3 separate regions of the Homo sapiens genome follow, and regions 2 and 3 are each linked to region 1. The links are chromatin loops, found by intact Hi-C in ENCODE. Cell type or tissue: mammary epithelial cell. All regions are shown on one strand. Each heading gives the region's core, and the rest is flanking DNA. Links, peaks and the distances in the headings are about the cores only.

The links. Hi-C counts contacts between places; a loop is a spot of excess contacts. Peaks named below come from ENCODE experiments on the same cell type or tissue, not always from the same donor. Only the 100,000 strongest peaks of a DNase experiment are listed, where the experiment ranks them.
Region 2: it touches region 1 in a loop (29-fold over the local background); 82 of 110 quality-filtered maps call a loop at or near these places.
Region 3: a loop joins it to region 1, with 17 times the contacts of the local background. A loop is called at or near these places in 4 of 110 quality-filtered maps.

What each region holds. Positions count from the first base shown.
Region 1 is chr15:88,655,456-88,665,491 of GRCh38, forward strand. ISG20 (interferon stimulated exonuclease gene 20) reads left to right here. Exons shown (of 4, transcript NM_002201.6): 4 at 1-1,028. The coding sequence ends at 76. Among named protein-coding and RNA genes, the nearest start is that of ISG20, 21 kb to the left of the region's middle. RefSeq lists an enhancer at 1,522-1,571. In mammary epithelial cell, for the core only: a CTCF peak has its summit at 2,096 (motif pointing right); DNase peaks (open chromatin) are centred at 2,116, 3,976 and 4,296; H3K27ac peaks cover 1,070 bases.
Region 2 is chr15:88,827,363-88,837,398 of GRCh38, forward strand. ACAN (aggrecan) reads left to right here. Exons shown (of 19, transcript NM_001369268.1): 2 at 8,838-8,914. The coding sequence starts at 8,845. Among named protein-coding and RNA genes, the nearest start is that of ACAN, 29 kb to the left of the region's middle. In mammary epithelial cell, for the core only: a CTCF peak has its summit at 7,156 (motif pointing left); DNase peaks (open chromatin) are centred at 6,909 and 8,519; H3K27ac peaks cover 778 bases.
Region 3 is chr15:88,801,982-88,812,017 of GRCh38, forward strand. It overlaps ACAN (aggrecan), which reads left to right and starts at 1,455. Exons shown (of 19, transcript NM_001369268.1): 1 at 1,455-1,828. It overlaps LOC105370960 (a long non-coding RNA gene), which reads right to left and starts at 1,537. Exons shown (of 3, transcript XR_001751648.1): 1 at 1,469-1,537. In mammary epithelial cell, for the core only: a CTCF peak has its summit at 3,598; no DNase peak of the experiment used is centred there; H3K27me3 peaks cover 1,318 bases.

The DNA.
Region 1 (10,036 bases), core at 1-5,000:
AACGATGGAGCTCTATCAAATCTCCCAGAGAATCCGAGCCCGCCGAGGGCTGCCCCGCCTGGCTGTGTCAGACTGAAGCCCCATCCAGCCCGTTCCGCAGGGACTAGAGGCTTTCGGCTTTTTGGGACAGCAACTACCTTGCTTTTGGAAAATACATTTTTAATAGTAAAGTGGCTCTATATTTTCTCTACGCCATCACTGGGTCCTCTTCTTATTCTTCTCTCCAAGCTGGGTTAACAGTAGACAGGACCCATTTCTGTGTGATGTTAGGAGGGAATGAAGTCTTATGCTGGGGAGGTGGGCAAGTATCAATTTCCTTAATATCTTGAATCCTGTGGGTCCAAAATGTGGCTTGGAAATCTAAGTAGCATGTGGCTTAATTACTAATCCCACCCTTTGCTGTTGCATCCCAGCCCTATTCCTGGTGCATTTATGCCCAGAGAGGTGGCATTATTTCCTGGGGTGGCATTCAGCTCCTCTTGAGTTGGTGCCACAGCATTTGTGGGCTTTGAAGCAAAGGTACAGGAAATGTCAAGGGTGCCACCCCGGCAACCTTGAGCAAGTCACCCCTCCTATTTGTAAAATGAGGAAGGAAAGGTAACAAACTGTGGAGTCAGAGAGAAGTAGGTTGGAATCCTCTTTGTCATTTAGTAGCTGTTTGACCTAAGGTGGTTTACTGAACTTCTCAGTTTCTCCATCTGTAAAATGAGAATTCTAGCAACTCGTAGGGTATTTGTGAGATGTTGCAGGCAAAGCCCCCAGCACCATGCCTGTCCTAGCTTAAGCACCCACCAGGTGTCGATAAGTAATTGTTCTTCCCTGGACTGCCTGCACATCTAGGGCACCCCAGGAAGAGTCACCGCACTCTGTTTCGGGGCTCGGCTCTCTGAGGGGAGGGCATCCTGTATGGGGAGGAGGGTCTGGACCAGAGCTGTCCCTGATCGCTAGAATCAACGGCAGAATTCTTGTTATTTTAATAATAATTAATAATTTAGTGCTTCCACTAAATAAAAATCATTGGAATGGTGTCCAAGCAATTTTTTTTTTTGAGATGGAGTCTCACTCTGTCACCCAGGCTAGAGTGCAGTGACTGGATCTCAGCTCACTGCAATCTCCACCTCCTGGGTCCAAGCGATTCTCCTGCCTCAGCTTCTCAAGTAGCTAGGATTACAGTCATGTGCCATCACACCTGGCTAATTTTTGCATTTTCAGTAAAGATGAGGTTTCGCCATGTTGGCCAGGCTGGTCTCAAACTCCTGACCTCAAGTGATCCACCCCACCTCGGCCTCCCAAAGTGCTGGGATTACAGGCGTGAGCCACCACCGCACCTGGCCAAGCTGTTCCTTTTTTTAACCTCCACAGGTGATTCTGGTCCTAGGGTTTTTGAGTCACCTGCAGTGCTTTCTCAACCATCCCAGCACCTGAACACGGTGCTGTCACACTACAGTGAGCAACTGCATCACCTGGCAGGTGCTGGGTCCACCCCCAGAGTTTCAGATGCAGTGGGTTGCGGTGGAGCTCGAGAATGTGCAAGTTCCCCATTCTAACAAGTTCCCCGCTGCTGCTGGCCCGGGGGCCATGCTATGAGAGAAGCACTGCCTAAGCATCAGGTGTTAGGATGTGCAGCCACAGTTGAGAGCTGGCCCCAGGGCTGGGCGCCACCAAGGTGCACTCAGTCACAGGTCCAGCCTCTCCCCATGCCGCCTCCCTTGGCTGCCTGTTCATGCAGAGAGGTCCACAGCCCGGCAAGATGGGTCCCAAATGGCCCACTGCACAGATGAGGGACTCGACCAAGGTTAAGAACCCAAGAGATTTCAATCCAGACCTGCCTGATCCCCAAACTCAAGTGTTTTTTTCCCCTCAGCTGTCCTAGGATGGCAATGCCTCCCATCTGAGCCACTGACCTCTGGGAAGCTGGAGGGCCCCCTCCCGTGTCTGGAAGAGGTGGGAGATGCAATCTACTCTCACAGGGTTCTCTCCCACCCTGTCCACAGGGTTTCAAGGTGATGACCCAGCCCCCTGCAGTTTTATGATTTCTTACGTGCCTTCAAGGCTGCTGGGTGCGTCGGCCTTGTCTGGCTATGACTGGCCACCAGGTGGTGGCCGTGGGCCGTCTGTCCTCCTGAAAGCTTCGAGGGCAGAACCTGCATAATGAACATTTTGGGATGAGGTGTGAGGGACAGTGTCTTCAAAAATGCCTAGGGGGCTGCTCCAGGGATGCTCTAGGCAGTCTTCACTCAGCCACAGATGCTAAGGCTCAGAGAGGGGTTGGAGCATGATGCAGCCTGGCCTGGGAGGTGAGCCCAGGCTTTCTGACTCCCAGCCCAAGGTTCTGTCCATGGCTTCAGGCTTCCTTGAGAGGAGAGACAAACCAGGTTTCCTGAAGTCAGAGCAGTTCAAAGGGAATTTCCAGCCCGACTTGCTTAGATGCCCTGAGGGGAGAGAAAACCGGGGAGGTGCCCACCACCCCCACTCCCAGGCAGGCAGGACCCCGGAGAGCAGCAGGTGCGGCAGTCATGTAAAACACAGGCAACGAGAGCTCTAGAAAGAGCACCAGCTTTAGAGTCAGCTGACCTGGGCTGAGGCTCTGGCTTGAGTCATGGCGGGCAAGTGTCTTACTTCTGTGACACTCAGTATCCGCAGCCACCATATGGGCTTTCCTGCCACGCAGGGCTGAAAAGAAGATTGAGAGTCTGTATGCAGGGTGCCCAGCACTGGGCGGGGGGCCGGGGCAGGAGGGGCAGGGGCTGATAAACAGCATCCATCACTACTGATCTAAAAATCAAGAGCTGCCTTGGGGCTGCCCCTCTAGACTCCTCAACACAATTGGAGTCGATGCCAGCAAATGCGGGGTTTATTCTGATGAGGTTTGAGGATGGGAGAAGGAAAGGCGATGTTTATTGAGGTGGTAATGTCTAGCCCACGGGGAGCCCTATCTGGGGTCCCAGTCAGGGCAGGCAGCTCAGGCTATCTGGTGTCCCCTGAGCCGATGGGAGGGCCTGCGTCTTAGCAGGTACTACTTCCTCCTCCTGCAGCTGCCCCAGCTGAGCCTACAGGGTACACCTAGAGAGAGAGAAAGGTGGGTGTATTCCAGGCATCTATTCCAAGGGTCACAGATGAAAATGTCTCAAGGGCCTGTCCTGAAAAATAAATGACTGAAACAGACCAGCTGTGCTGTGGGGAACAGGGAGTGTACGTCTTGCTGGAGCAGGCAGTTACCACTCAGCCCCAGCTTGCTGCGGCCATGCACAAGTGCTGGCCATTGTGCACATTGTCAGGGCTGTGTCTGGCCCACAGGCCACCAGTCTGAAACCTAAACTCCAGTCCACCTCCCAGCTGATACCTGACTCTTTCTGACTGGGAGTCATCTACCCTTGGCCTGGATGTGTCCAAGGACAGAAAATCAACTTCTCAAAAGCACTTCTCAGAGGGTGGGGGCCCTGGATTTAGGCATAGCAAGGTTTGTCCCCCTCAAGCTCACGCCCACAAGAAATTCAATCCCACTTTAATGAGGTGACCTGTGACACATCTTCAAATGGTTTTCATGTCACCATCCTCTCCCGTGAGTCTTTGACTTTCCAGGTTAAATGTACTCATTTTCTCAATGTTTTCCTTTTATGTGAAACCCCTCCCGATTTCTCCTCTACCCCCCGCCAGCTGCCCCCCTACCCATTCCTACAACCTGGCTTCCTTGTCCCTTCTCTCCCCACACTCCCCAAGCCCCGCTCTCAGTGGGTCCTTAACAAACGGGGAAAAGGTGGAGAGAGAAGCAGGACCCAGGTGAGCTGAGGGAAAGAGCAGCATCCACCATCCAGCTGAGGCTGGTGGAAAGACCTGCGACACTGGCAGGATGAACTAAGGTGTCAGGGACAAGAGTCACTGCCTGCCACCTAACCGTGCAGGCATCAAAGAGACTTTTTGGGTAGCTGGAAATAACAGTCTAAAACACGGCCCCACCTTTCTGAGCACACCTGAGTCACCTCTGACTCAGACCCAGACTCCTGGGCTGACCCAGTGAGGGGATTGGAAAGGCTGCCCCGCCCCTCTCAGTCCCCTTTTCCGTCCCCTCTTCCAGCCCATCTCAGCCAGAATAGAGAAAAGTGCGGCTTCTATTCAGGGGTGTACTCACGTTCCTCCTACCCTGAACCACTGAATGTCTCCAGGCACATCCCAGCCCCTGCTTCCCCACTGTCCCCCAGCCCCATCCGAAGGCCCATTGTTGTCTCCAAGGGTGTCAGCCAGCCCTGTCCCAGTTCCAGGAGTGGTAACCAGCACAGCCCAGCTTCCTGTCCAGTGTTCTGCGGGCTGGGCCAGGCTCTGCAGCCAAGAGGCTTACTCACTGGTGGAACAATTTCTCCTCTATATGGAAAGAACATATGCTTTTCCTGCTGGGGGATGAGAGACTTTCGAGTAGCTTTGCCGAGACGTGGAGGAAAAGGCAAACGCTGGCCTAGCCCCAGCACCCAGATTTCCAGCAATGTTTGTCTTGTGGCAGAAGCTGCAGGCCTCTGTTCCCAGGCACATGGGGAGGCCCAGGGAACACTGCTTGGAACCCTTGGTTTTAGGGCACTGACCGGGTCCCCTCTTTCAGGGATGGATGTCCTGCCCTCCTCATTCTCCTATTCCATTCTCCCAATTTTAGGGCTAGAACAGAGCAGAAAGACCTGAACTTAGTTCTGCCAGAGCCCCTCTCCAGCCTTGAGGTCCCTCCAGAATGGAAATGTCAGTGCCCACCTCAGAGGGTGCTTGTAGGTTTATAGGGACACACAACAAGTACTTAAAAGACAATAACCACTGTGTTGTTATTAATGTTGTTCTCCTCCCAATGCATGTTTACTCAGCATCTCCTGTGTGCTGGGGGCTGTACTCGGCCCTGGGAATGAAGGTAGAGGAAGAGCTGGCTATTGCCCCCAAGCTGCTACCTGCCCCCGCTCCACCCCCTTAAACATGTTCATGTGCATACACCTGCAGGGCATAAGGCACAAATAATACAACACTTATGTTTAAAAAAAAAAACTAGTTTTTGAAATAACTTGGGATGGCCAGGTGCAGTGGCTCATACCTGTAATCCCAGAGCTTTGCGAGACCAAGGTGGGAGGATCACTTAAGGCCAGGAGTTTGAGACCAACCTGGGCAACATAGACCCTGTCTCTACAAAAAAAATACAAAAATGAGCCAGACATGGTGGTGCATGCCTGTGGTTCTAGATACTTGGGAGGCTGAGAATGGAGGATCACTTGAGCCCGGAGTTCAGTGCTGCAGTGAGCTATGATTGCATTACTGCACTCCAGTGGCATAGGCTAAATAGCAGAGAGAATACAGCTAAATGAGAAATTACTGAGCTAAATGACTTGGTTGAGAACCTCATCCAAAAGACATCAGGAAGGGATAAAGAAATGAGAATGAAAGACAAGTCAGGAGATAGAAAAGAAGAAATGTTCTGATCTATAGTAGCCAGCTTCAAAGACAGCCCTCAGTGATCTCTATCTCCTGATATTCACTTCCTTGTGTAGAAGTCAACCCACCTCCTCACAACATTGACTAGGTCAGACCTGTGTAACTGGTAGAATATTAAGGAACTAACAGATTGTAGTTTCCAAGTCCAGACCATAAATGTCAATGTGGCTTTCTTCTTACTCTCTCTGAAATCCCTTGCTCAGGGGTATGCCAACTGCCATGTTGGGGGGATACCCAATCAATCCTACAAAGAGGTCCACATTTGCAGGAACTGAGGGCCACTGCCAACATCAACTTGCCAGTCATGTGAGTGAGCCATCCTGGAATCAGATTCTCTAACACCAGCCAAGTCTTCAGATGATTGCAGCCTTGACCAACATCTTGACTCCAACTTTGAGAGACTCTGAGCCAGAATCACCCAGCTAAGTCACCCCAGATTCCTGACCTCAAGAAATTGCACAAGATAATAAAGGCTTAATACTGTTTTAAGCCATTAAGTTTTAGGGTAGTTTTTAATGCAACAATAGATCTATATACTAGAAACCCCAAAAGACTAAACAGAGTAGAGAAAATATTTGAAAAAATAATAACCAAGAATTTCCCATAATACAAAAGAATGCATGTTAATATGGAAAGAATCCACTGCATTCCCAACTAAGTCTGTAAGTATAAATTCACATCTAGATACATTTCAGTGGAATCTTAAAAGTCTGAAAGTCAAAAATGAAATTCTTTTGTCCTTAATGTAGAGCCTGGAAAAAAAATTTTAAGTAAAGTTCTATAAGCTTCCAGAGAGGAAAAGATCACCTACAAAGAAGTAAGAGTGAGATTGATATCTAACTTCTCAACAGCAACATTCAATGCAGGGAAATGGAATAACATCTTCAAAGAGTAGAAGGAAAAGAACTTTGAACATACACTTCCATGTTTAACTAAGTTTTTATTTAAAACGCAGAAACAGTCATACTGGAAAATGGGAGTTTCATAAAAAACTAAACATGCAACTACCATACAACCCAGCAATTGCATTCCTGGGCATTTATCCAAGAGAAACAAAAACATATGTTCACACAAAAATCTGTACATGGATGTTTATAGCTGCTTTACCCATAATAGTAAAAAACTGGAGACAACCCAGACGTCCTTCAATGGGTGAGTGGTTAAATAAACTGTGATGTGTCCATACCATGTAATGCTACTATAATAAAGGGAAACTATTTATACACTTAACAACTTAGATCAATCTCCAGAGAATTATGTTGAGTGTAAAAGTCAATCCCAAAAGGTGTATACTGCATGATTCCACTTAAAAAAATTTCTGTAAGTGACAAAATTATAAACATGGAGAACTGTTTCATAGTTCCCAGAAGTTGCAGGTGGGAAGAGGAGATTGTGGTGGCAGGTACGGCATTCTGAATAGTGAGACCTCTCACATCTGTACAGCTTCCCACACTGTGCCTCCAAAATGCTTCTGTTAATCTCTAACCTCCTGGCGTGAGACAAAAGAATTTCTCTCTGAGGAAACTGACCAAGCCAATGGCAAAAACCTATAGATATTGCTATCTGGGGTTCCCAGTGAACCAGCTGGACTTCTGCTCCATCACCCTACAGTGAGGCCCACAGTCAATGAGCCCTTTCCACACAAAGACAGATCCCCTAATCAGGCTTTTAGTGCCTCACTCTTCAATATGAATAGCCAGCAAAGGATCACCAGGCTTTTGAGGAAAGTTTCTACCTGAAAGTTACCCCAACAAAGAGTAGGTGAAAACTGAGAAGGAATAAATACAAAGCAGGGAGGACACTTTAAAGAAAGAAAGGGGGAAAAAGAGCATAATTAATATTATCAGAAAACAAATCAAATATATTACATCCAAAAAGTAAATATCACTACTTAAAAAGGAATATTTAAAGAACAAAAAATGTTCTTCACAAGTAAAAATAGTACAGCATAGATTTTAAATGCAATAAAATATTAAAATATCAAGTTGTGTAAAACTTCCAGAAAATAGACCAAAAAGTTAAAGAGAAAAGAAGACAGATGGAGGCGGAGCAAGATGGCTGAGTAGAAGCCTTCACTGATCATCCTCCCAAAGGAACACCAAAGTGAACAAAAAAGCACCTTCATAAAAACCAAAAATCAGGTGAGCGATCACAGTACCTGGTTTTAACTTCATATCACTGAAATAGGCACTGAAGAGGGTAGGAAAGATAGTCCTGAGTTGCTGGTGCCATCCCCTCCTCGTTTCCCCGTCAGCAGCCTGTGGTGCAGACAGATAATCTGCACTTGTGGGTGGGAGAGAAACAGTGACTGTGGGACTTTGTGTTAGAACTCAATGCTGCCTGGTCACAGTGGAAAGCAACACCAGGCAGAACTCAGCTGGCACCCATGGAGGGAGCATGTAGACCAGCCCTAGCCAGAGGGGAATCACCCATCCCAGCAGTTGGAACTTGAGTTCCAGCAAGTCCCGCCATCGTGGGCTAAAGTGCTCTAGGGTTCTAAGTAAACTTGAGAGACAACCTAGACCACAAGAACTGCAGTTCCTGGGCAAGTCTTGGTGCTGTGCTGGGCTTGGAGCCAGTGGATTTGCCGGGCAAATGACCTAGTGAGACACCAGCCAGGGAAGCCAAGAAAGTGCTTGCACCACTCCCCCACCCGCCCCAGCCCCAGGCAGTGCAGCAAGCAGCTCTGGAAGAGATTCTTTTCCTCCACTTAAGGAGAAGAGGGGGAAGAGTAAAGAGGACTTTGTCTTGCAACTTGGGTACTAGCTTGGCCAAAGTAGGATAGGGCACCAGGCAGAGTCCTGAGGCCTCCATTCTAGGCCCTAGCTCCCAGACAACATTTCTAGATACACCTTGGGCCAGAAGGGAAACTGCCGTTTTGAAGGGAAGGACCCAGTCCTGTCAGGATCCATCACCTGCTTACTAAAGAGCCCTTGGGCCCTGAATAATCCACAATGATACCCAGGCAATACTTGCTATGGGTCTTGACATTTCTGGACCTGCCCTGGGCCAGAGGATAGCCCACTGCCCTGATGGGAAAATCTCAGGCTTGGTATCATTCACCACAAGCTGACTGAAGAGCTCTCAGGCCTTAAGTGAATATCAGTGGTAGCCAAGTTGTACTCACCACAGGCCTGGGATGATGGCAGCCATGGGGGGAGACTCCTCTACTTGTGGAATGGGAAGGGAAGGGTGGGAAGGACTTTGTCTTGTGGCTTGGATGCTAGCTCAGCTGCAGTGGAATAGAGCATCAGGTAGATTCCTAAGGTTTCCAACTCCAGGCCCTGGCTCCCAGAGAGCATCTCTAGACCTGCCCAGGGCCAAGAGGAGCTCACCATCCTGAAGGAAAGGACGCAAGCCTGGCTGGCTTTACCACCTGCTGATTGTAGAGCACTAGGGCCTTGGACGAACATAGGCAGTGATTACCACAGGCTTAGGCGAGACCCAGTGCTGTGCTGGCTTCGGATCTGTCCCAGTGCAGTCTCAGTGGTAGTAGCTACACAGGTGCTGTGTCACACCTCCCCCAGCTCCAGGCAGCGTGGCACAGACAAAGAGGCTCTATTTGTTTGGGAGAAAGTAAGAGAAGAGAACAAGAGCCTCTGCCTGGTAATCCAGAGAACTCTTCCAGATCTTATTCAAGACTGCCAAGGCAGTACCTCTGTGAGTCTGTATGAGCCACAGCATTACTGGGTTTGGGGTGCCCCCTAATGCGTATATGGATGCAGTGACCAAAAACTTAGATCACAACACTCAAGTTCCTTCAAATGCCTGGGAAGCCTTCCCAAGAAAGATGGGTAAAAACAAGCTCAGACTGCAAAAACTACAATAAATACTTAACTCTTCAATGCCCGTATGCCAGTGAGCATCTACAAGCATCAAGACCATCCCGGAAAACATGACCTCACCAAACGAACTAAATAAGTCACCAGTGACCAATCTGGAGAGACAGAGATATGTGACCTTTCAGACAGATAATTCAAAATAGCTGCTTTGAGGAAACTCAGTGAAATTCAAGAAAACACAGAGAAGGAATTCAGAATCCTATCAGATAAATTTAACAAAGATACTAAAGTAATTAAAAGGACTCCAGCAGACATTCCGGAGTAGGAAAATGCAATTGGCTACTGAAGAATGCACCAGCGTCTCTCACCATCAGAACTGATCAAGCAGAAGAAAGAATTAGTGAGCTTGAAGACAGGCTACTTGAAAATACACAGTCAGAGGAGACAAAAGAATAAAGAATAAAAAACAATGAAACATGTCTACAGGATCTAGAAAATAGCCTCAAAAAGACAAATCTAAGAGTTATTGGCCTTTAAAGAGGATGTAAAGAGAGATAGGGATAGAAAGTTTATTCAAAGTTTATTCAAAGGAATGATAACTGACAACTTCCCAAATCTAGGGGAAGAGATATCAATATTCAAGTATAAGAAAGTTCTAGCATACCAAACAGACTTAACCCAAATAAGACTACCTTGAGACATTTAATAATCAAACTCTCAAAGGTCAAGGATCAAGAAAGGATCCCAAAAGCAAGAGAAAAGAAACAAATAACATACAACGGAGCTCCAACACATGT
Region 2 (10,036 bases), core at 4,417-9,416, 180 kb after region 1:
GCTGTCACTGCAGAACAAATGACCATTCACTTACAGCATCATTTAAATTAGATACAGATGCAAATTGTATGTGGGTGGTGTTTCTTATCAGGCTAGCACCCATTAGTTGGGTGGCTACTTTGTGCAGAAACTGACCTCAGTGCCCCATTCACTTGGACCATCATTTAAATTCGATATAGATGCAAATTGCATGTGAGTGGCACTTTTTATCAGGCTAGCACCCATTAGTTGGGTGGCTACTTTGTGCAGAAACTGACCTCAGTGCCCATAGTAGGTGCTTGGTGTATCCATATTAGTTGAAATGCAGTGAGGGGCATACACAATGCAGGTGTTCTTGCTCCTCAGTGAGGGAGGAACCAGCCAGACAAACCTTGAGAAAGGAGGCCAACTCAGCATCTCTCATTTAAGTCCTACAGCGTCCTATGCTATTTGATAGATCCTATCTAATCAGCACTTTAGAGGTAAGGAAATTGAGCCTCGAGAGGTTAAATAATTGAGCCAAGGTCATATGCTCACAGGAAAGTGTCAGAGCTGCGATTCAGCCACATCTGTCTGACTCCCAATCATGCTCTTTCTGTTGCACCAGGGCCTGCTCCCACCCTGGCCATCGCACCCACCCATGCACACATCCCTTAAGTGGTTGGCCTAGTAGTTTGAAACAAAAGTGGGAAAGAAGCCACAAGCCAAGATGAGTCTGCTAATAAGTTGGTCATAACAACAAGAAATGACAAAGGACACAGGCAGACAGGAGAGCGTTTCAGGCTGGGGGAGGTTTCCAGGCGGTGGCATTTGCATGGGGCCTCAAGGAAGGTGGGAATAGGTCAGACATAGAGCTAAAGAGAGGGTGTTTTTTGAAGGAATGGAACTGTGTGAGCAAAAGAAGGGAGTGAAAGGACAGGGCCAGACCCTAGCCCCAGATTCAAATAGGGCACTGCCAGGGGATAAGACCCATGCCACATCGGCAGTCAGGTAACAAGTATAACCTGCAGGTATGACACTCTCCGTGGTGTCATTTCTCGGTTTCTTATTTTCTTTTCTCGCAGCTCCACTACCCGAGCCTTTTTTTTTGCTCCCCAGAGAGCCTCCCCTCACTTCTGTTAGATGTGTGCACCACCCTCCCAACCTCACAACTCTCCTTTCTGCCTTTTCGTCCCTAGCACAGTGAGGGCATGGGGGCATCTTTCTGAATAGGCTGGACCTTCCCAGAGAATGTGCTCAATAGGCAAGCGAAACCCTTGTGCATTGCCCTGGATGTTGCAGCAGAACAGCAAGCAATGAGCAGGTCCCTGGCCATGAGGGAGGCTGAGAGGGTGGAGATGCAGTTCCTTCTGTTCCCAGAAGTTAAAAAGGTGGAACTCTTCTCTGCACTGCGTGGAGCTGGCATTTGGAATCTCAGGGAACTCCAGAGTTAATTCTCCCACCTGCCCCCATTTCAGAGATGGAAAATCCGAGGCTCCGGGTCAGGCAGCCATTTTAGTCAGGGCCAAGGTTAGGACCCAGAGCCGACTCACTCATGTCTGCTATCTCTGGATACAGGTTTGTCTGCACTCACTAGGCTAGAAGCAACTCCAAGGAAAAACCTTTCTTTCCCTTCACTGGGCCCCTCTGTCTTAGCACAGAGCTGCTCAAGGCCAATCCTAGACAAAAGTATGGCCTTGAAGGGTTTATCTCCAGCACTCCCCACCCTGCTGCCAACTGTCTGTTTCACAGGACCTACACACTTGCCCGGAATGGAGAAAAACACATGGAATTTGATTTAAGATGCTTCAGTGATGACAGAGCAAGTAACAAATTTGGAAAAAGGAAATCAAAGATACGGAAAAAGACAAGGTGTTGAAGAAGGTGGGGAGAAGAGAAAGAGGAGGAAATATCAAAAGAGTATTGGCAGCTACAAAAATTACCTTCACAATTTCCCTGGGGGTGATGCTTGCATGATGATCCCAATTTACAGAAGGGAAAACTGTAAACTGAGGCCTTACATGAGTTTCCTGGTGAGTTAGGACAGAGCTGGGACTGAAATCAGCTTCCTGGCTTCCCGTTTCTATACCATCCCACCACGTCTGTTTAGAATATGTGGGAAGTTAACAGCTGCAGTTGGGGTGACTCTGGCCAGATATGCTCTTGGTGTAGGGTCCCTGGCCTTTTCCCTATGCTGGGTTTGAAATCCCAGCCTCGAGTGCATATGCTACTGCGTTTATGCACAGCTATCAGGATGATCTTGTTCATGAGCGAGTGACAAGAGAAAAGGTGCTATTGGGAGATTAGGCTGCAAATAAGTGATGTGCTGGTGACTGGTGACTACAGGAATGGGGCACCTTGGTCCTTTCGAATCCATCTTCTAGGACTTAAGTCAGGGACACAGAGCCACCTGGTCGCAGGCAAATCTTACTGGTCTACCAGTCTACCAAACCCCAACGTCTACTTACTCATCTAACAAGGAGGTGTCAAATACCATTTTGTGTTATTCCTGGTACTGTGTGAGTTAGCATAAAGGGATTTTGTTTTCATTTAAGACTTGATTTTCAAACTCTAGGAGGTCACAGTCTGCGTGATGAGACAGAGTTAGCACACATAAAACAACAGAAGAAAAATTGGGTGCTAAACAGTGTGTAGAAAGTCATAGCTGGGGGGAATACAACCCAGGGCCAAGGCCTGGTGAGGTTTCAGGGAGGAGGCCTGCAGGATCTGGGAGAGGAGGGTGGGCGTTCACGTAGCCAGCAAACATTTGCTGAGTCTACACTGATGTGGACTCACGCTGGGCCAGGGGAGGTGACATGGAGATGAACATTTCCTGACCATACCCTAGGGCTGGCAAACTGGCCTTGGTTTTAGGGCCAGCCTCAATGTCCCCAGGGACACATGGAGGACAGCACAATGAATGGAGAATGAGGCTTCATTCAAAGGAAAGAAAAGTGCTCATTATCCTTCCCCAGCCCGTTTCTTTATTTACTATTATAGTCATGCAACATTTAACAGGGATGCGTTCTGAGAAATGCATTCTTAGGCAATTTTGTCATCCAGCAACATGTGCAGTGGAGACCCCTCCACTAAAGTGTACTTACACAAACCTGGATGGTACAGCCTACTACACTCCTAGGCCATATGGTATAACCTAGTGCTCCTAGGTGACACACCCATACAGCATGTTACTGTACTGAATACTGTATTTTTACTGTACCTTTTGTATGTGTAGATAGGTTTAGATACACAAATACTTGCCTTTGTGTATACACAAATACTTCCCTCTGTGTATCTAAACCTATCTAAACCTATAAAAGATACAGTAAAAATCCTGTATAAAAGATAAACAATGGTACACCTATAGGGCATTTACCATGAACAGAGCTTGCAGGACTGGAAGTTGCTCTGGATGGGTGAGTGACTGAGTGGTGAGTGAATGCGAAGGCCTAGTGCATTATTGTACACTGGTGTAGGCTTTATAGACACTGTACACTTAGGCTACACTAAATTTGTAAAAATAAATAAAGTAATTGCACTATGACGCTACAACGGCTGCAGCATCACCAGGTGATCACCAGGTGATCGGCGTTTGTCAGCCCCATTAGAATCTTACAGGACCATCATCGTAGGTACAGTTTGTTGTTGACTGAAATGTTATGTGGCCCATGGCTGTAGTTACGTCCAGTAGTATGCTGGTAAATCCACTCTCAAAAAGGAAAAGAAAGAAAAAGAAAAAGAAGAAGTCTCACCTCGTTGATAGTGTCTGCTGATATCCATCATAACCAGTTTCAAACTACCAGTGTGATGTCACCGAACACAAAATTTGAAAGAGATGCATAAAATGGACTCTGGCCGGCTGGTGCCAATTGGCTGTAGCATAACACTGGTTCTCCTTGGAGCCCTGGGAAGGGGTGACCCTGATTGTTCCTCCTCTGGGCCGCACATGGCCTGTGACCTTCCCAAAATCACATGCTGCACTAAAGCGCTATCATTAATCAATACAGCCATGCACATCACAAGGAAGCAGCGTGTCTCTACCTGAGACTTACTGAATGTGAAGGGGTCTACCTCATTTGGCTGGGCACCACCTAGGTGCTCATCACATGTGAGCCTCCAGTCCCATCCTCAGCCCTCCGCCCCCCAAGGCCTAGGGTTGAAGGAGATCACTTCTAAGACGTACGGGCTGCCATTTGTCCATTCATTCATTCAGCAATTTCCTCTCTTTGTGCCACACACTACATTGGGTGCCAGGGAGACAGTGGGGAACAAGACAGACACAGCAGCTACCTTGTGAAGTTCATTAATGCTGGGAATTATGAGGGCCAGGCCCCCTGGCACTGAGTTCTGGTTTGGGCTCCACTTCCAACCTACCATATGGCCTTGAGCAACTCAGCCTCCTCCTTGGGCCTCAGTTTCTTCATCTGTAAAATGAAGAAGTTAGGCTTGATGTTCACTAAGGTCTCTCACAGCTTAGACCTTCTGTGGCTCCAGGGGGTAAAGAGAGGTCCAGAAGGCCGCCACAGGAGGAAGCGTTGGTTGGAGGGGCCAGGAATGTCTCCATGGAGGAACAGCAGGCAGGAAGCAGATTGGACCTCTGAAGATTCACCATGAGTCCCATGAAAGAGGAGGGGATGTGTTTTGGGTGGCTTCTGATGGTGGAACTCTTGGATGTAAATTATAATGTGGCTGAGCCATTTTGACTCAATCTTGAAAGTTCTTGAGTACAATTGGAGCTGCTCAGCCAAGGAATGGGCCACCTTGTGATGGAATGAGCACCTAACATGCAATCAGAGGCCAAAGACCACCTGGCTGAGCTGTATATACAGGATTCATGCCAGGGAGGTCATTATTGTAAAGCATCATGATCGTCAGTAGTGAAGGAATGAAAAAAAAGAAGTTGTGTGGTCCATTGTATTATGTGGAAAAGACAAATAGCATGCAAAAAGATTGCAATTACAGAAAAACACAAGTAGATACCTTAAAAAAAAAAAAAAAGACTAGAATGGCCAGGTACCATGGCTCACACCTGTAATCCCAGCACTTTGGGAGGCCAAAGTGGGTGGATCACTTGAGGACAGGAGTTCGAGACCAGCCTGCCCAACATGGTGAAACCATGTCTCTACCAAAAAATACAAAAATTAGCCAGGTATGGTGGCACACACCTGTAGTCTCAACTACTCGATGGTTGAGGCAGGACAATTGCTTGAACCTGGGAGGCAGAGGTTGCAGTGAGCCAAGATCATGCCACTGCACTCCAGCCTGGATGACTAGAAGGCAAACTATCAAAACACTAATAATGAGGATTCGGATTGTAGATGATGGTCATTTTTTTCCCCATTGTCCTATTTTCCAAATATTTGGTAGTATGATAATGTTGTGTTTGAAATGAATGCAGTTTTATTATTTATGGAAAGTCATCTGGTCCAACCCTCATCCTGGGACAGGAAGCCTCTCTACAACCACTAAACTCTCTTCCAATCCCCCAGTTCTGAGAGGCTCACTCAGGCCTGACAACCAGGGAGGTGGGAGGAAAGTTACACTGATGGATGCTTGCTGAGTGCCAGAGCCTGTGCTGGGTGCAGAGCCAAAGAAACAGTGTCCGGCCTGGAGGAGGGATGATGGCAGTCACATTATCTCACTCAGTCTTTGAAACAGCCGTGGGGCAGGTCCTAGATTATTAAGCAGTAGGCGTCCACCCACGTCGAGGAGGGGTCTCCACTGCACATGTTGCTGGAAGATGCATTCAGGGAGAGTGGGTGAGCTGCCTGTTCAATCCCATAATTTGATGGAATCCAGGCCAAGACCTTGGCCAGGTAGACAACCATGGGGTAGAGTCTGGCTGATGAGGAGGTGAAGGTTTCCTTGTCTGCAACCTGGACACATGCACGCATGCTCACACAGACACATAGCCTCAGCTCAAGCTAAAAGCACCTCACTTTCCCCTACCAAATCTCCACATAATGCTCTCTGAGAAAGTCAATTCCCTGGTGATGAACCCAAACCACATGACTCTCACCCGGCCTTCACCCAGCATCCCCTTCCTGCTCCCCAAGCTCCCCTCTCCACTTCATTTCAGGCTCCCCGTCCCCTTCCTCTGCCTCACCTATGCTGTCGCCCTGTCAGCACCTAATTCAGCTTCCCATGGAGAAAGGCCTCCCTGTTGACAGGGCCGTGCTGGGACTCAGGGCTGCCAAAGTCAGTCTTCTCGCATAAAAGGCTCAGTGAGTCCTGGAGACACTTGGAAGCCAGACAGAATGGAATTTCTCCCTATTTTCTTTACAGCTGAGAAAACACACACAAACACAAGAGCATATTTATTGCGATATTTCTATCCCAAAGTTTGTCTTTAAAAAAAAAAAAGAAATAAAATTAGTTTCTCTGCCCACTCCACCCCTATCCCCCTACCCCCACTCTCCTCCCCACCTCTTTTCATTCCTTCCCATTTCCTGGTTTAGGCCAGGGAGAGAAATCAAGCCGTCCAAGCCCCACAGAGCACTCCTACACCCCCGGACAATGTCCAGCTTGTTCAGAGAGTGAGGGAAGAAACACAGCTCCGAAAACATACACACAACCTCCCAATGAAGGGTGTTCTGAGGGAAGAACAGGCGGGCCTTGTGTCTGAACACGAATCCCTAAGGCTCTGGGAAGAGAGGAGCCGGAAAGTCTAGACCCCTCCCCAGAGTGGAGAAGACACTTTGCCCTCTGCCTTCTGGGGAACTATTTCCCAGCCGCAACTCGTCACATGGGGCTTGAACCAGAGCCCCTCATGGTGCCACAGCCTGCAGCCAGAGACTTTTCTTTAAAAGGCAGCATCTAGGTAGAAAAATCCCTAAGGAGACACAGGGGCTACTTCTCAGAACTTTGGGATTTTCCAGACTTTCTCCAGTGTGAGGATGACGTGCCTCATGCATTCACGCCATACCCCCAGCAGCACCCACAGACAGCCCTTTCATTTCTGGGGTGACTCGTATATGTAGCATAGGTGGTAGAAAGATGACACACTCAATCAACAGGAAGAAAGGGTCACTCGGAGTCCTGGGCCCACCCTGCCCCTGCCCCTGGCATTCCTGGATGGGAACACCAGTGCCCTCCCAACACCCCTCCTGAGCCTAGGGACTCCTGGGGTGCCCCCCTCATCCCCAAATCCATCCAGCCCCAGCCGGCGGTGACTGAGCCAAGAGCGACACCTGCTGGGCCACTGGACTCTGATAGAGCAAAAGTCTGGGAATGCCACGGGCGAGAGTTGCTGAAATCTCCAATCTTTTCTTTAGTCCCAGATCCTCCATCCGCTCCAAGGTTCCCTCCCTCTGTGATGCAAGCACTTCTTAAACCAAAAGGGGAGGGTAGGTGCTGATGCAAGTCCATCCAACAGAACAACTCGGGGAACATCACCAGGCATGCACCGTGGAGGGAAGGTCACAGGAGGTGTCTGTAATGGGACTGCACGTGTTCTAGGCCAGCGGTGCTCCATCTTGGCTGCACCTTAGAACCTTCCAAGCTCTAAAAATCCTGAGGTCCAGGCTGAAGCCCAGGTGATTTCAGTGTGCAGCTGAGGTTGAGAGCACTGCTCTGGTGGGTCTCCTGTACATTCTCTTGGGTCTTCTTGGGTCCACCTATGCTGGAGTCAGGGTTCCAATTGTGCACCTTTACACTGCGGTTGTCACAGACCTGTGTACTTATTATGACAGCTTTACAGCAGATGACGATAAGGAAGGTTTGTCTTTCTAATCCACATGAAGTCATTGATCTAGCAGGAGAGCTACAGCTTCCTAGGTCTAATTTCTCTCCTAAAATATTAATCCGTTCATCCCATAACCTCCTCAAGAGCTCTCTAGGTGAACATCTTTTCCCTGACATGAACCAGGCCCCTAAACCTTGCCTGAAACCTTGGAGGCTAGTCCATTCTAAAACACACGTGATCTCTGGATTTGAAGTTGGTGGCAGGCCCAAGTTTCATTAGGGATGTTGAGCAACTCATCACTTCTCTGGGCCTGAAGGACTGTGTTAGTCAGGGTTCTCCAAGGAAACAAACCAATAGGACACATGCACACAGACACACACATACGCACACAGACACACACATACACACACACACACACGAGAGACAGAGAGAGAGAGAATTATTATAAGGAATGGGTTCATGCAATTATAGAGGCTGGCAAGTCCCAAGGTCTGCATGATAAGTTGGTAAGCTAGACCAGGAGACCTGGTGGTGTAATTCTAGTCCAAGTTTGAAGGCTTGAGACCTAAATGAAATGATTGGAGTAGTTTCAGTTTGAAAGTCAGTAAGCTTGAGACCTAGGAAGAGCAGATGTTTCAATTCAAGTCCAAAGGGAAGAAAAAGCAATGTTCTAGCTCAAAGGCCATCCAGCACAAAGAATTCTCTCTTTCTCAGGACAGGTCAGTCTTTTCTCTCTATTCAGTCTTCAACTGATTGGACTAGACCCTCCCACATTAGGGAGGACCATCTGCTTTATTCAATCTACCAATTCCAATGTCAATCTCATCCAGAAACACCCTCACAGACACACCCAGCACAATGCTTGGCCAAATGTCTGGTTGCCCCGGCCCAGTCAGGTTGACTCATACAATTAACCATCACAGGAACTCATTCAGATGAGACTTCACTGGCTGAAAGATGGGAGGTTAGGTTTATTAGCCTAATGCCCGGAATTAAACTGAGAAACCTGTGAAGGTTTTGTGAGGGAAGGATTTTTTAAGAAAATATCTCACAAACCACGTGCAGCCTCCTTCTCTGGAGATGATTCCAGGTCCTTGGGTGTGGAATTATCACTTTGCATCATATGTCACATGACTCTGCTTGACCTCACCATGCCTTCACTGTCTAAATAACGCCTCTGCCTCCCCTCTTCCAGGTGAACTATGACCACTTTACTCTGGGTTTTCGTGACTCTGAGGGTCATCACTGCAGCTGTCACTGTAGAAACTTCAGGTGAGGACATTCCTATACATGTTTCACGTATTCAGTAGGCATGAGTAGTGGGTTTGAGTACTGGGTACTGAACCTGGTGCTACTGGTCCCAGGGATATAATTTCCCCTTTCCTGGACTTTTCCTGGCCCCACCCTTCCCCTGTTGATGCATGCATAACTGTGATGGGATAGCACCCATGCGCGGGCACACTCTTGCAGGAGCCTTGCTCAGATAACACTGCTCCTGACTGCCCTCAAGCCCCGACAGCTGGCAGGGAGAGCTCCCGGCAGGTGCCCTCCTTCCCTCCATGGATCTCAGTGAGGACTGCTGCGCACTGAGCTTGCCGGAGGGGCAGGACATAGACAAACCAGTGGAGAAAGGACCATTGAGGGAGGATCGGCTGGAGCACCAAAGAAGAAAGGTCACTTGGGAGACAGCCAGAGAAAAGCCCCAGGGAATCAGACAGGTCTTTGCCTTTTCTGCAAACCATCCTCGGGAAGCCCCAGCCTGGTCTCGTGCATGTGGAAGGCACTGGGTCTACTGCTAATCCAGCATTGGACCAAATGAGCAAAACTTCCACTGACCCCAGGATGGGCTTGACCCCAGAAGGGAAGGTATGTCTTCCCCAGGCCCAGACAAGAGAGGACTCTGCTCTTGGCTGTGTATTTTAGAGGCCCCCACTGGCCATCCTCCAGCCTCAACCCTCTCCAAAGGAAGGGGAGTCAGCAGGGCCAATGTGTCTGCCCAAATCTGCACTTCCCCTTTAGAGCACATTCTGGGGTCCCAGGATGCCCAGAATTTCCCCTCCAAGTGGGCCCAGGCCACATCCAGGGCCTGCATGGGTCCATCCTCCTACGGGGACACCATACCCCTGGTGGGAGCCACCCTGGGCCCAAGGGAGGGGCCAAGGAGTGGCTGTTTGTATGGGGTGTGGGCAGAGCAGGGCTGTGGGGCTGAGATAAGCACAGCAGCACATGAGACCCCCTCACAGTGCAGTCAGTGTGGGAAAAAGAAGGCGGCCCAGCTCCCCATGCTCCCACCCAGCCACTACAGCCCAAGGCAAAACACCAAGTAATCCAAGAATTCTGAATTTAAATCTGTGCTTTCAGGTCATTTTGAAAGGTACCATTGTCAAATAGGAA
Region 3 (10,036 bases), core at 1,651-6,650, 150 kb after region 1:
ACCTGACTCAATACGCTCAGGTAGAAAAAGGGTGAAATCAAGAATGGCCAACCACTGGAACACTTTAGCCATTGCTCTGAGAGGTGGGTGGATAGAGTGGGCACTATGCTCCCTCCGACGGGGCTTCACTGCCCTGGACAGGGGAGAGACAGGCGGCTCACAGAGCATGTGCTGGGCCAGGGCCAGTCCCGCCCCCAGGCAGAGATGGCCAGTAAAATAACCACATAATTCCAGTGGAGTCGCCCTGGGGAAACCGAGGCACTTCAGTTCCTTTTCATCAAGGAACTGATTAAAGTGTGGTCTATTATCTCTGTAGTGGGGAGTCCCGAAAGATTCCACTTCTTCCTCTTCTTGCCCAATGAGAGGGTCAGGAAGCTTCCACCACCATCCTGACTGTGGCCACCACATCCTGGTGTGAAGCACCACCAGCTTCCTCCACAAGAACTCTGAAGGTCACCAGCCAGCTTGAGTCCTCCGAAGGTGCTGTGGCTCAACCAGCAGCCTGTGTAGCAGAGAGCACAAGACCTGGGACTCGAACTCAGTCCCACCTTCAAGAGGGATCTCCACCACTTTCTGAGCCTCAGTTTTCACATCTTTGGTTAGGGGCAGGTGGGAAGTTGCCATATTTACCTTGTTGGGCTCTTTGGAAAAATTAAATGAAATGTTAATGTATGTTACACAACGGGCTCATAGGAGGGATTCAAAAGCTGCTAGTTCTTTTTCTCCTTTTCCTGAAAACGGTATTAAAGAGTACTGTAGAGACACTGGAGAATTCCTGCTTCATATGAGATGTCCTTGGTCTCTCCCGGGGAATTTGAAGACCCAGAGACTCGCAGCTCCCCGTGAGCCTCCCCGCTGACGCCTTACCTCCCCCTCTCCACCATCCCCTGCCATCCCGGTGTACGCCACCCCCAAAAAAACTTTCAGCCAGCTCCTCGGTGAGGGTCGTTCCAAATCGTGGCCGACAGTAGCGGGCTGCACCCTCCTTAGATCGCGTCGTGGCCAGCCTCAGCTGCAGAACCCCGCCGGGCGCCCGGGAGCCCTGTCCCGCCGCGGCGGCCTCAGAGTCCGGGCACTTGGGGATTCTCTGAGGGTGCAGCCCTCCTGGGCCCCTCCGACTGCGGAGCTGCCGACCGCAATGCAGATGCGGGCCCTCCAGCCCTTCTCGCGCCGCCTTCCTCCCGCCAGCCCCGGAGCTGCCGGGTCCGCGCCGCCCCGGGGAGCGCTCCTCTCCCGCCCTGAGCGCAGGCCGGCTTCCCCATCGGCGCGCCGGTCCGGAGCCAGGGTCCAGCGCGCTCCAGACGCCTCTGCCTTCCCCTCCCCCTGTCGGCCGCCCCTCGGTCCCTGGGGGTGGGGTTTCCCTTTGCGCTCGCCCCCTCCCGCCCCCACCCCTCACGGGCCCTCCCCTCCCCCGCCCGTCCCTATGTATGTGTCACAGCGCGCCATGCCCGCCCGCCCGCCCACCTACCTCCCCGCCGCTCCAGAGGGGGCTCGCAGAGCTGAGGACGCGCGCAGCGCTGCTCAAGGTCTCTCTCTCTCAGCACCCTCGCCGGCCGGCGTCTGACGCGGGTGCCAGGGTCTCCGGGCACCTTTCAGTGTCCATTCCCTCAGCCAGCCAGGACTCCGCAACCCAGCAGTTGCCGCTGCGGCCACAGCCCGAGGGGACCTGCGGACAGGACGCCGGCAGGAGGAGGGGTGCGCAGCGCCCGCGCAGAGCGTCTCCCTCGCTACGCAGCGAGACCCGGGCCTCCCGGCCCCAGGAGCCCCCAGCTGCCTCGCCAGGTGTGTGGGACTGAAGTTCTTGGAGAAGGGAGTCCAACTCTTCAAGGTAACTGTCTCCTTCCCTCCAGAGCGAGGCTCTCCCAGGGCGCCCGGCGAGCCAGGAACGGGACTGAGACTGCACGCCCCGGGGCTGGGGGCTGCACTGCCTTGGTCTCCGCCCTAGAGCTATGTGTGCCGGGGGCGCAGCACATCCACCGGCTGCGTCCGCGGTGGAGTTGAGCAAACTTTTTGGCTGTTGCAGACTCAGTGAATGGGGCAAAGGAACACGTGAGGAGGGGCACTTGTCTCCTAGTCCGCCAGGATGAAGGAACAAGGGAGCCTTTTCTCCAAACACCTAGGTGATTTTAAATCCTAGGGTCTGGAAAGACCCATGGTTGACAGAGTAGCAGCTTCAGAGTCAAGGGAATGTGGGTTCAAATCCCCGAGGTGCTACTTTTGAGCTGGAAGGTGTGCTTCACCTTCCTGAGCCTTGGCCTGCCGTCTGTCAGCTGAGAGGGAAAAGGCCTTCGCGGGGTCTGGAAGAATAAATGAAATCATATGGACACTATGTCAGGGACACAGCGGGTCCTAAGCCGAGGCTAGATAGTCCATCCTTGGCCACTTGGCTTACTCCAGGGACCAGAGTGCCTGAAGAGTCTGCCCAGGGGAGAGTGGCAGAACCTGGGACAGAGCTACTGAACTGCCAGCAGGGGAGAGGAGAGCAGTGCCCTGAACACACGGGTGTCCAACCAAGAAGGGGCATTTCTCAAGGAAGAAAGGGGAGGGGAGTTGAGGACACACGACCACGAGCGGTTTTTCCGTCTGTGGGTTCCTCTTCAAACGAAGCCAATGCTGGTGGAGCAGGAGCCCTTTCCAACCCTGGGGCTGGGTTGGAGGCTGTCAGTATGTCAACTGAACCACACTCTGGGCAGAGCAAGCTGCGGGGGTGGGGGCTTGTCTCTGGTTGTGAGACAGGATCCAACCCAAACTTTTCCATCATTATCCTCCTTTCAGTCATGAGCTGGGTTCTGACAGGATCCTACTAGGGTTTCACCATGAAGAAGCTGGAGTTCCAGCATGTTGACTGATGTGTAAATTCTGGTTCTGTGGGGCTGGCTGCCAGGAGGAAAATACAAAGCTGAATTGGGTTAGCACGGTGTTTTGGGGTCCTGGGTGCTGCAGTGGGTGGGTGTCTGACAGTTTAGAGGGGACTCTGGACCTTGAAAATTCACCCACCTCGTCTGAAGAGGAGGGCAAGTGGACCCAGAAAGGTGCAATGAATTTCTGAAGGTTGAACTGTGACTTAGGGTCAAGGGCAGAACTAGAATCCAGGTTTTCTGAGGCCATAGTCGGTCCCTCGTCCTGATTTAAGAGTCCAGAATTCTTGGGTTCTAATCCTTATCTCTCTTTCTTGTCCTGGGTTGCCATGGACAAGGAGCAATCAGGTTGCTCATGCACCCTGGGCAAGGTGGGTTTGGAGGCACTATGAAGATACGGTTTAGGAGTGTTGGCTTGTCAATCACAGGCTCCAGGGAGAAACTGCAGGAAATGGAAAGGCAATGGGGAAGAAAACCCTGAAGCTCGTTGGGGGAGGAAGCATTGAGCGGCAGTGGGGAGGAGAGGTTCTAACCTGAAAGAAAGATTGCAGAATAGTAGATCTCCCCAGTATAAAAAGTTTCAGAAGAAGGAATTGTCCAAAGGAAGAAGATATCTCTTGGAGAGATGCTGGAATTCCACAGGTTACCTTGAGCTGTGTTTAATTTAGATATTCTTACGTGTAGTTTCTAGTGCTGTGCCTGGTATTTTCATTCATTCTCCAATATCTGCTGAGCGCCACCTAGGTGCCAGGCTCTGTGCTCAATGCTGGCCCACAGCGGGTACTCAATAAACAGCAGATATGAGATGACCCAAGCAAAGGGCTTAGCGTAGTGCCTGGCACTGGGCAAGTACTCAGTAACTGTTTCATATTATTAATATTACTATTATCATTCTTAATTCTAGTAGTAAATGAATGTTTTTCTTTTTCTAGAATATTCACTGACAATCATACTTAAAAGGGAATATTTTGTTTAATGTTCGGAAGCCCTCCACACACCCAGGCACACCTCTTGCCCCTGTTCCCCATCTCTCTCACACCCACACGCCCAATCCCAGGCAGCCACTCACCCCTGCATGCCAAGGCAGAGCGTTCTCCTCCTCTTATGCCCCCTCCCCAATTAGAGAGGGAGCTCCAAGAGAGAGCTCACCTCCTGAGACAGTCGGCAAGAGCCAGGAGGGTGGACAGCCTGCATGCAAGGAAGACTGGGATTCAAATTCCAGCTCAGCCACTCGCTGGCTACATGGCTTTGATAAGGGTACTGAGCCTCCCAGAGGCTTCATTTCCTCTTCTCTAAAAAGGGGAGAAAATCCTCCGATAAGAGATTTTTGTGAAGATTAAAAGACATAAAGTGGGTGCCTTGTCCAGCTCTCAGCAAGCACCACAAACTTTAATTCCTCTCCTCTAACAGCTCCTAAGCCCCCTTGTGGGTCACAAACCCCAAGTTATGGATAGCAAAAATTTCAAATGTTTTCTCTTGATAAGAGACTGTGTGTCCTAACTTTTGGTGTGAATTTTTTTTTTTTTTTTAAGATGGGAGTCTTGCTCTGTTATCCAGGCTAGAGTGCAGTGGCCCAATGTTGGCTCACTGCAACCTCCGCCTCCCAGGTTCAAGTGATTCTTGTGCCTCAGCCTCCCAAGTAGCTGGGGTTACTTGTGTACCACCACGCCCGGCTAATTTTTGTATTTGTAGTACAGACGAGATTTCACCATGTTGGCCAGGCTGGTCTCGAACTTCTGACCTCAGGTGATCGCCTGCCTCAGCCTCCCAAAATGCTAGGATTCAGGCGTGAGCCACCATGCCCAGCCAGTGAATTTCTTTTTAATGATTCCTTCTAGAACTGGGTTCCTCCCAAGACCCTTCTTATTGGGCCCTTAGGAGGACCTCAGCTGAGCCAAAGGAAGCCCATGAGACCCTGCCTAGAGTCCCACTTTGAGTCTGTCTCTGCTGCTGCAGGGATGTCTAGCACCAGATTTGTCCAACTGCAGGTTGTGAGATCAATTTAGCGGGGTTCTTAATAAAATAGGAAATACCAGATAATCTCATAGTGCCTCCTATGTAGCAAAGGTAAGTACTGTTTCTGGAAACTTTTGTTTCTGTTATTTATTTTGAAGCCCTCTATAAGGGTATGTATGTTTATAATATAAATGTATATATGCAAATATATACAAATTTGATATTTGCATATATTTTTATTTAATTTTTTTTTTACTATATTGGTCCCAATGATGTTTCTGTCTCAGAAATTTCAGCATTGTGGCCCTAGGTGGCAGGTGCTGGGGCATCCTTGCTGCCACTGCACCAAGTGCTGGGGAGTCAAGGCAGCTGAGGTGGAAGCTGGAGTTGGGGAAAGGCAAGTTCAAGGAAGAGGACCCAGAGTCAGAGAGGAAGCAGGGCATGGAGGAAGGTCTGCTTATAAGTAGAGCAGGGGAGGGGACAGGCCAGCAGCTGCCCTGGGAAAGGGGATCAGGAGCACATCTTGGGAACAGGAGCCTTCCTCTCCTGCTGTCAACGGCCTGGCCTCGTGGCCATGCTTCGTGTCCTGATGGTAGCCGCACTGCCGCCCTGATAACTTAAAGGAAGCCCCTTCAATGGGATGAAGGGCCCGTTTCTGTGACAGCTACTTTGGGAGTGGCAGCTCCCCTTCCCCCAGATCCAACAGGACACAGCCATCCCTGCGAGGGAGTCTGGGCCCCTGGACGCAGTTGAAGAAGGGCCACTGGGAGGCCGGCAGAACAAGGGGAGGGCTGGAGAAGGAGCGGGAGTGCAGGCGAGAGGAGGACCAGAGAGGGGGAATTTGTAGAGAAAACGGTAAAACGGTTTCTTTTTTCAAAAGTTGAATCCAGGGCAAGAACGGAAACGGTGGAGTTTACTTTTAAAAACTCAGAGCCTCCTTATAAGTGGTGGAGTGTGTGTGTGTGTGTGTGTGTGTGTGTGTGTGTGTGTGCATGCTGGCAGGGCGGGCCCTGCGGGCTGGCCAGGCCTGTGAGAGGTGACTTCTCTCCCTCTCAATGGCCTTACAGTGTATCCTAAAGAAGCTTTTTGTTAAACTCATGAATAGGTGGATTTGGGGTGTGTGATGCTGGGCATCACGATTTGGATATTTGGTTACCTTTGAGGTTACATGTTTTTCCTCTTAAGATACACACTCAAAAAAGGAGCCACCTCTTCTGTGTAGGTCACTATTTTGGTGTATGTGGGGGCGGGGGTGCCTGTCTTTCTGTAATTGATTTGACTGGAGGGGTGAGGGTAAGAAGGAGAAACACAGGACATGGCAGATCTGCAATGCCTGACCTGGGAGACAGCCTCCCTCAGCTCCCTGGTCTCTGGCAGTCCCCAGATCACAGATGCCCAGGGCCTTCCAGGCCTGTGATGGTCCTCATTTAAGAGATCGCAAAAGGGACCTAGGCCCAAAGAGGGGAAGGATATGCCCCAGGCTGCTGCCCCAGAGCAGGTTGGTAAGAATCTGGACTGGGATCTAGACCTTCAGGTTCTCATCACAGAATATGTCGTGTTCCCAGAGATCATTCATTCATTCTTTCAGCAGCACTTGCTACATGCCAGGCACTGTGCTAGGCATGGATAACATAGCAGTGAATAAATCAACTCACTCTTCCTGCCCTCCACCTACTTACAGTCTAATGGGGAAGACGGACTGTAACCAACCTGAACCTGACCCCTCATTTCTATACAGCAGTGGCTGTCACCTGGGGCTATTTTGCCCTCCTTCCCCGGGGAACATTTGGCCATGTCTGGAGACATTTTTTGTTGTCACCACTGGAGACTGAGGTGCTTGCTGCTAGCGTCTCATGGATAGAGCCAGGGGTACTGTGAAACATCTTACAGTGTACAGCACAGCCCCCGCCCACATACATGCACAATAGAGAATTATCTGGCCCAAAATGTCAATAGTCCCAAGGCTGAGACACCCTGCTGCAGACCTTCATTTAGTTCATGGGCCAGGCCATGCCCAACTGGGCATGGCAACTGGAAAAGAGGGGATAGGACAAGAAGGAAAGTTAGGTAGGCAGTGCAGAGGGGACAATAAATGAAAAGGAAAAGAAAAGTCCGAGCCCCCATGGTAAATTAGAAAAAATGTGGGCTTTGGTGGCCCAGACTGAGGTTGAAATCCTAGCTGTATCCCCTTGGGTAAGTCAGTTATCCTCTCTGAGCCTCACTGCGTTTCTGTTTCCGTGAGATGGACTCATGGTACAGTTGTGAAGGTTTGAAAGCAAATAAAGGACCTGGCACAAATTAGACATACAATAAAATGGCAACTGTTATTAGTATATTTGAGGCTTTTAAAGTCCCCACTATGGAAAATTACAGCATCCACACGTGTGATCAGGAAGCCAAAGAAGGCTGCTCTTTGGGGCAGGGTTGCCATAGTATTCCCTCTGCTTGGGGGAGGGGCAGTGGGTGGTGTGAGCATCTCCCTCCAGTGTGTGTGGTGGGAGGAGCACTGCACTTGGAGTCACATGGACTGGGCACTGATGGCCATATGACCTAGGGGAAACTGCTTCACCTCTCAGCCTCAGGTTCTTTATTTATAACACGGAGATGCTAAGCCTGCCCTCATGGGCCAAGATCCAGTGAGGACCTCCGAAGGAGGCCTGTGGGGGTGCCTTGAAGCCGATGCAGGCACCTTTGGTGTCTGGTGTGCCCTGTCCCTAACCCAGGGCCAGGCACATACAACAGACTAGTTGAATGAACCATAGTACTATAAATTCCTTTCAGTTCTTGACAAAGAGAGCACCAAGAATACCCAGTTGGGCAATCCTTCACTTTGTCACTCCTCCATCCTTTGCAAGATGCAGGGACCTCTGGTTCCCAGAACGTGCTGCATCAGGTTGCAGCACCGGGCAGCTGCATCCTCCAGAGAGCACTGCAGATACAGCAGCTGCACCGTGACAGCCCCACAGGGGCATCCCCATGGGGAGTGGGAGGTAGAGGGGTGGGGGTTCTCCAGAGCTGAGGTGAGCCCAGCTACTGAAAAGAGGACCAAATGAGGATCAGGACCCTGGAGATTTATCTCAATGCAGGCATGTCATTGAATACCTCCACTTTCCTATCTGTAAAATGGAGTTGAAGTCATGATAAAGTAAGGCCTAACTAAAAGCCACTAGCCAAAGGGGTGGATTTGGGTAAACTGTCAAGCTTTCCTGAACTTCTATTTTACAGAGTCATGAAACACTGGAGCAGAAAGGGATTCATGGGTCACCACAGCGTCTTCTTCATTATGCAGAGGGGGAGGCTGAGTCCCAGAGAGCGGAGGACACTTGGATGGGGGTTCACAGGCTGCTCTTGCACCCAGGCTTCTGAGGCTCCTCCCTTCACACCACGCAGGTCCCATTCCAGCCAGTAAAGGGAAGCGTCAGATCACAGCAATGCTGTGACATCCAATCAGAACCCAACTCTAAACAGATTTGGTCCTTGGGTTACCCATTGTCCACCCTTGGGACACCTTCTGGCTCTGTCCCTCCATGTCCTCGCTGTTTCCAGGGCTAATTTTGGGGGGAAAAAAAAACCTCTAGAAGAGAAACGTGTAAGGCAAGTCAGAGTTCAGCCTCCCATCTCCCTCAGAAAACCTGGCCTTCTCGCCTCAGCCGCCGCCTCGGGTCCTGTGTAGGGGATTTTTCCCAGCAAAGTCTGGACCCTTGGCCTGACCCTCCCCTCACTCCATCCCTCCCCAAGCAGATGCTCCCTGTCTCCCCTCCAGCCCATCTCCCTTTGACCTGCATATCCAGATGGCTCAGGGGAAGCCTGGATTCTAGGATGACTCAGGCAGGAATGTAGTAAATGTTTTTCAACGTCACAAGACACTGAAAAGGAGGCCTGGAGGTGTCATTAGAGTTAGCCTTCAGTCCCTAAAATTAGCTGCATCTAAGGAGCTTTTCAAAAATACGGGTGGCTGAAGCCCTAATGTGCTCCAAGAGATTCTGCTTCAGTGAGATGGGGGCTTGGAGGCGGGGAATCTGTGGTTTTCAAAATTGCCCCAGGTGATTCCATTGTGGTCTAGTTTGTCAACTCCTAGTTTAAAGCCCAAAACAGTTCCTCAGAGTGTATTTGGTTCTAAGATCTTCTCTCTAGCCCTGCCTCTTGGGCCACTTGCTCTCTTCCTTCCCCAAGGGCAGGACTACAGCCACTGCCCCCAGTTTGTCCTTTAGGGGAGTGAGAAGGTCATGGCCAGCTTCTCCTGTCTTCACTTCCCTGCCTGAGACAGGGGCCCTTCCTCCCTTGGTTCTCCAAGGTGGTTTGTATAGAACACGCCTTCCAAGGCCAGCAACAGGCTTTGTAGGTGAAAAGGATCTCATCCCTCAGAGAAAGTCAAGGATGAACAAAATTAACCCTAGTTAATTTTGGGTCTCTTCCCTGCAGGGCTTCTCAAAATGCTGATGGACCTTGGAAATCACCAAGTTTTTCAAACTGAATTTGACCGTGAAGCTTTTTTTTCCTAAAGCAGATGGAGGGACTTGAGCCTAAAAAGATGCTAATCTAGGCACGGGCCCAGGTTGAGCCTGCAGCAGGAATACAGCAGCTGCACCCAGGCCAAGGGGCAAGGGGAGACCCCACCAGGTAGGGCTTAAAATCCTAAATCTCAAATGAACTCACTGACCCAGCAAGCGCTCTCCAAGCCCCACATCTCACATCTGTAACCTTCCCTCTAAAGGCTGGCCATGCTGGGTACTCATTTTCTTCCTTTTTCTGTGGATTAGAAGACAACAATGAGGTAGAACATTCAGTGGAGTTCACTGTGGGGTGGGGTGGGGCTCTGACCCCAGGGGATTCCTGCCTCTCCACTTGTTCCCTATCCATACCTGGCCACCTGCCTCCCCTATGTGAGCTGAGGGCCTAACCCTCTGTTGTTCCCTGGCCTGTTGGGTGACTCCAGTGGGTGCCAGTCCCCTGGAAGACTTGGACTAGCACCAATGGGGGTGAACAGCAGCCCCCTGGAGCTGAGTAAAGAGGTGCCCTGCTTGCATGCTTGTCTCTGTCGCCTGACTTCACTGCCCCATCCATGGGCATCACCCCCACCCCAGACTCACGTGACCCAGCCAGGTGCTTTGTTCTCCCCCATCCCCCTAAAGCAGCCTTGTTCTGAGATTCCCACTTGTTTCCTAAACGCAACCCAAGTGGGTCTCTGTTGTGACTTGTCAATATTTTGACAGAGGGTCTCC